2 separate regions of the Homo sapiens genome follow, and region 2 is linked to region 1. Evidence: chromatin contacts called from ENCODE Hi-C or POLR2A ChIA-PET data. All regions are on one chromosome and are shown on one strand. Each heading gives the region's core, a stretch centred on a gene start or an enhancer-like site at or near the end of the contact. The rest is flanking DNA. Distances are from core to core; before and after follow the strand shown. Region 1 has its middle 55 kb from the start of LINC01104. Region 2 holds the start of LINC01849 (long intergenic non-protein coding RNA 1849).

Region 1 (2,700 bases), core at 177-2,676:
TTTAGAATCTGGGAGTGCTGCACACTTGGTGGGGGAGGGGGAGGGAAGCCCCTTCTAGAAGGTCTGGGCTCTCCCTGGAGACTCTGATGAGGGTCTGAGGAAGTGGGATCCATCCTGTGCTGGCTGCTGTTTCCAAGACAGTCTCAGGAACAGCAGGATTGACTACTGTTTGGGTGCCAGCAAGAGCAAGGAGGGCTCAGCATTTGGGGATTCGTAGCAAAAGAGGGGTGCAGCAAAGCGGCTCTAGGGCACGATTGGTGAGGAAGCAGTGCTCACTCAAGGGAGATCATCCTGGCATTTTCCAGCTATAGGTTGACCCCGGGAGAAATGGCATTTTCGGCGGATGCTGCAGCTGGCTTTATCAGAGTGTGTCCTCCCAGCGGGATTAACAGCTAGGCTGCTTTCTTCTCTTTTCAGTCCAGGCTGATTTTGACTGTCACAGAGAAAAGTGTTCAAGAAGATGTTGAAGAAATATTCACCCTGACTGCAAATCCCCACACTGAGAAGTATTCCTTCTATTTACTTTGTACCTCCTATAATAACAAGGACAGCCTTCTTCACATGGTTGTCATGCAAATGCCTATAGAATAAATGAATGCATGCAAGAACGAATGAGTTATATGTTTTAAATAACGTTTTGGTTTTTTTAAAAATGTGCTAAATGTTTTAGGTATGTTAACTCCTTATGCCAACCTTATGAACATGTCATAGGACAATCTATTGTTATCCTCATTTTACAGATAAGGAAACGGAGGCTTTGAGGCATTAAGGCGCTTGCACAAGGTTGCAGCAAGTGTGGAATCGGGACCAGAAGACAGACAAGACAGGTTGGTCTGACTCCAGAACCTGCAGGCTGCGATGATACAGCTCAAGAGTGACACTGCTCCCTCAGAAGCCTGTGCCACCTCTTGTATTTCGGTTGTTTATTATTTTACTTTTTTATTATACTCCAGGTTCCTCAAAGGCAAAGGACCCTGTCCTAATTCATCCCCCCATTATCTTGCACAGAGCTCTGCTTGTAGTCTTTCATGGATACTTGATGATTCAATGAATAAAGAAGAAAGAGAGGGACAGAAGAGAAGGAGAGGATGGAAGGAAGGAAAGGAGGGAGGGGAAGGAAGGAGGGGGCTGTCATTTTGGTCAAATTTCCTTCATAAGGACAAGAGATGGGTAAGGCGAGCCCTTGTCTTTTGCGCCACCTGCTGGACATCCTCCAGTACTGCAGGGGACTGGAGAGCCCGGGTATGAGCTGCGAGCAGGATTTCCCTGCTTTCCAAAGATTTGGGATACATCAGCGACGTTGACAAGGCTTCGCTGAGAACCCAGGACGAATGGCTTCAAGACGACAAACCATAGGCCATATCATTGTGAAGCAGGACCACCCTAGATGTCTCTCCACTGTCACATGCCCTAGGCAGAGTTGGACGTCCCTCTGTCAAAGAGGCCAGTTGGAAGATCCTGTTGTCAACCAGCTCCATTTCCCCGCTGACCTACATAGCTACCCTTCTTCATCTCCGCTTGATCTTCAGGTGGCGCTGTGTCACACACTCTAGCTTTAAGTTTCTCTGTGCTCAGGCCTCTTTCTTGAGTGGCTATTACTTTAAAATATTTTATATTTAAAGATATTGGAGACCTTCACTTAAAGGAGCCCTGGAATGAGTCCTTTTATGAAGCCAAGGACCTTTTCACAAAGCCAAAGGATTTACCTTTATTGTACATTTAAAAGATTTTTTACAAAATCCTGGACACAGCTGTATAAATAGTAAAAGAGGATGAACTGATTATCTTTTACTGATCATGGTGAAACCAAAATCACCTAGTTTCACAGATATGTGGAAGGTTTCTCCTGGAGTCTGTAAGAGTGACAGCAGGTCAGAGAATGGATTAAGAGTCTGGGGAAATGAACTCTTGGGCAAACTTGCTTACTAGATACAAACCGAGTATAGTGCTCTGTCCTTCCCAACAATGGTGACAGCGGCCGCAGCTCCTTCCTCAAAAAGCCTGTTTTCATGCTGCTTCCTCCATTTACAGGGAAGTATCAGTGGTTACCACGCCAAGGGAGAGTGGCTTTGTAACATAGCTTTGGAAGCCTGAGTCCTGTGTCTCTGCCCCTTTGTTAGGTGCTGTAAGGTGAAGACTGTAGGATTTGAGTCATATCTAGTTTCAGATTTTGTCCCCAGCCCTCACTAGGTGTGGTTCAGTTAACCTAAGCTCACTAAACTTCACTTTCCTCACCTGTGAAATGGGATAACAAACTCATCTGCCAGGGTTATTCTGAGGATAGATAAATTCATGTAAACATAGTAAGCTCCAAAGAAATGGTAGCTGTTATTATCCCGAGTGGAGATGGGTGAGGCCTCTAGTAATCTATATCTTCATTCTCTCCTTCCTTCTAGGAATACGCTCAGCTTACAAACTACAGTTCCAATGGCCAATACGATAAAAGGAAGTTATTGGGTGAAACCTCAGGAAATGCTATTGAAGGGGAAGCTTATGCTTCTGACAGTCAGCCTCTGAGCTTTCCCTCTTCTTTCTTTTCCCTGCCTGGGACTCAGGAGTGAGAGGGGAGCTGAAGCAGATGTCGTGACCATGATGTAGGCTTGTGGAGAAATGCCATGTTTTAGGACTGGTGAAGCAGAAGACAGAGTTGGGGTCTCTCATGACATCGTGGGGCCTCCCTAGCAGCCCTGGACCACCTGC
Region 2 (2,700 bases), core at 36-2,535, 340 kb before region 1:
TGTGAGCCAAAATTATACTTGATTAATCATGTTATGATTAATAAATTCTGATAGGTTGATCCTACAGAATACCAGATAGTCATTAGACATAGTAATGTAACTCTACATTTATTATCATAAAAAGTAGGTTCAGAATATATTGCTGAGCTTTGACAACAGCAACAAAAAAGCACTATCTATAAATCCACATAAAGATTGTAGTTTGAAAGGATATTCACCAAAATGTTAGTAGTGCTTTATCTGTGGGTGGCTGGATTTAGACTAACGTTTACTTTCTTTGTACATTTAAAAAAAAATTATATGGCAAGAATGTGTTGTTTTAAAATTAGAAAAACACGAACTGTTTTCATTAAAAGAAAAAAATTAGCCCTGCCTTTCAGATATGTCCAACTCAGCTACTACATTTGACTATTGAGGCAAAAAATACAGAAACTGTATAATGTTCCTCATGAGAAATACAGGAAAGCTACATTCTGAGAATCAAGGTGAGCTACGTGGTTCTTATTTTCCTTTGGAAAGACACAGTTCTTTCAAGTACCCCTAATAAGGTGGATGGCTCCCAAGAACGATATGTAACAATATACAGTATAAACACTCAAAACCTGAAATGGGCCGTCCACGGAGGCTTTGGGTTTTTCATGTCACAGGCTCTGACCAAGCTTCCCTGCCTGGGATAGACTCTTCCTGAGGCTCACATCTACAGTAAATGTAATTACACTTTAATGGTATTCATCGCATTCTGTCACTTTTTCCATTGCTCCTATTTTTAACCAGCACAATGGGAACATTTGTCCTCTGATTCACTGAGCGGTTTTAGGCCAGGAATCTGGCTTTTAAAATGACAGTACCCTTAATCCTATCGCTGACTTTTCAAATGAAATAACAGCCTGTAATTAAAACAATGGCACACAGGCAGCCTCCGTGGGATAAGAATAGCAACTCAGCATGGAATTCAGGTAATGGCATTTATCAGCGGCTGTGTCAGGAGGAAGGGATGGAGAAGCAGGCTCTGGTCCTGGCGGTGTGGCCTTTGCAAGTCACTTCAAAGTCCTGAGCTGCAGTCCCTATGAAAGAGGCATGGGTTCTTAGAGTCCTTTCAGTTAGGTGTACCCAGCAGAGTGAACAAAACCAACCTGAGACTTCTGCTCCTCTGGAAGAACCCTGGGGTCCTGCTCATTCAAGCAATGCACATGGGATGTCCAAAGCTATTGGGGCAGTTGGGACCCCCCGTCCGAGCAAATGTCATGGAGAAGTGGGCTCTATGTCCTCTCCCCCCGAGTCTCAGCCAACTTGCGCCAGCTTCAACTTCTAGAATGTAGTGAGTGTGATGCTCTGTGATGCCCCAGGCTAGGTCACAAAAGGCCACATACCTTCTTGAGCTCTTCATTTGCTTGCTCTTGTGACACTTCCTCTTGGAACCTGGCTCCTGTGACATGCAGAGCCAGAGCCATGCGCAAGGGGTGCACCGGTGCTCCAGCCAACAGTCCCAGCTGAGCTCAATCTTCCAGCCACCTCAGCCTGGCCCCAGACATAGGCGGGATGACCCACCTGAGTATCTCCCAGTATTTTGTTCCTATGTTGGGTTTTGTTTTTTGGGGGTTTTTTGCTTTTTTTTTTTTTTTTTTTTTTTTGAGACAGGATCTCCCTCTGTCATCCAGGCTGGAGTGCTGTGGCGTGATCTCGGCTCACTGCAACCTCTACCTCCCAGATTCAAGCGATTCTCCTGCTTTAGCCTCCTGAGAAGCTGGGATTACAGGCATGCACCACTATGTCCTGCAGATTTTTTTTTGTATTCTTAGTAGAGATGGGGATTCACCATATTGGCCACACTGGTCTCCAACTCCTGGCCTCAGGTAATCCACCCACCTCAGCCTCCCAAAGTGTTGGGATTACAGGCGTGAACCAACCTGCCCAGCCCTCCCCCAGTGTTTTGAGCCTATCTTGTCGAGGCCCCAGACATTGTGGAGCAAAGGCAAGCCCTGGCCACATGGGTCTTGATCCATGGAATTTGGGAGCATGTCCCAAAAGGTGGTTGTTCATGCCACTAGGTTTGTGATGGGTTGCTGGGTAGCAAAAGCAACTGGAACTCCAAGTCTGATGTAAGAGTTTACGTAGACCGGGCGCAGTGGCTCACGCCTGTAATCCCAGCACTTAGGGAGGCCGAGATGGGTGGATCACGAGGTCAGGAGACGGAGACCATCCTGGCTAACATGGTGAAACCCCATCTCTATTAAAAGTACAAAAAATTAGCTGGGCATGGTGGCGGGTGCCTGTAGTCCCAGCTACTCGGGAGGCTGAGGCAGGAGAATGGTGTGAACCTGGGAGGCGGAGCTTGCAGCGCGCCAAGGTCGTACTCCAGCCTGGGCGACAGTGCAAGACCGTCTCAAAAAAAAAAAAAAAAAAGAGCTTACGTAATAAACACTTATTTAGCTTGCAGTGTACAAGACCCTGTCCTAAGCAAAATGCAAATATTAGTTTGTGTTATAATTAAAATTCATCTCTATAACAGGTCTGTGAGGTCCATAGTATTACTGCCTATATTTTACAGGTGAAGACACTGAAACTCAGAAGAGTTATGTAACTTGCCCAAAGTCACACAGCTACCAAGTTGGAAAGGCAGCATTCCAACTGAGGCCACAGAAGGCATGCTTTTTTTTTTTTTTTTTTTCCACAGGGTATTGCTCTGTCCTCCAGGCTGGA

What was found. A loop is a pair of places that touch in the nucleus more often than their neighbours do. ChIA-PET counts read pairs that join two places held with the same protein, here RNA polymerase II (POLR2A). Pooled maps may share reads with other maps.
Region 2: a loop to region 1 is called in a map of GM12878, with 5 times the contacts of the local background. The contact joins the promoter of LINC01849 here to the enhancer-like site in region 1. A Hi-C loop is called at or near these places in 5 of 168 maps with a recorded cell type or tissue (CD4-positive, alpha-beta memory T cell, CD8-positive, alpha-beta T cell, GM12878 and 2 more), 9 of 37 single-sample maps with no recorded cell type and 12 of 50 pooled maps. POLR2A ChIA-PET finds 5 or more read pairs at or near these places in 1 of 52 experiments (PC-9).

What each region holds. Positions count from the first base shown.
Region 1 is chr2:100,261,544-100,264,243 of GRCh38, reverse strand. No RefSeq gene overlaps it. Among named protein-coding and RNA genes, the nearest start is that of LINC01104, 55 kb to the right of the region's middle. Within about 2 kb of position 1,426, at least 2 of the 41 ENCODE cell types and tissues checked have a DNase peak (open chromatin) inside an H3K27ac peak, as active enhancers do.
Region 2 is chr2:100,602,324-100,605,023 of GRCh38, reverse strand. LINC01849 (long intergenic non-protein coding RNA 1849) reads right to left here and starts at 1,285. Exons shown (of 3, transcript NR_146956.1): 1 at 1,134-1,285. RefSeq lists an enhancer at 640-1,283.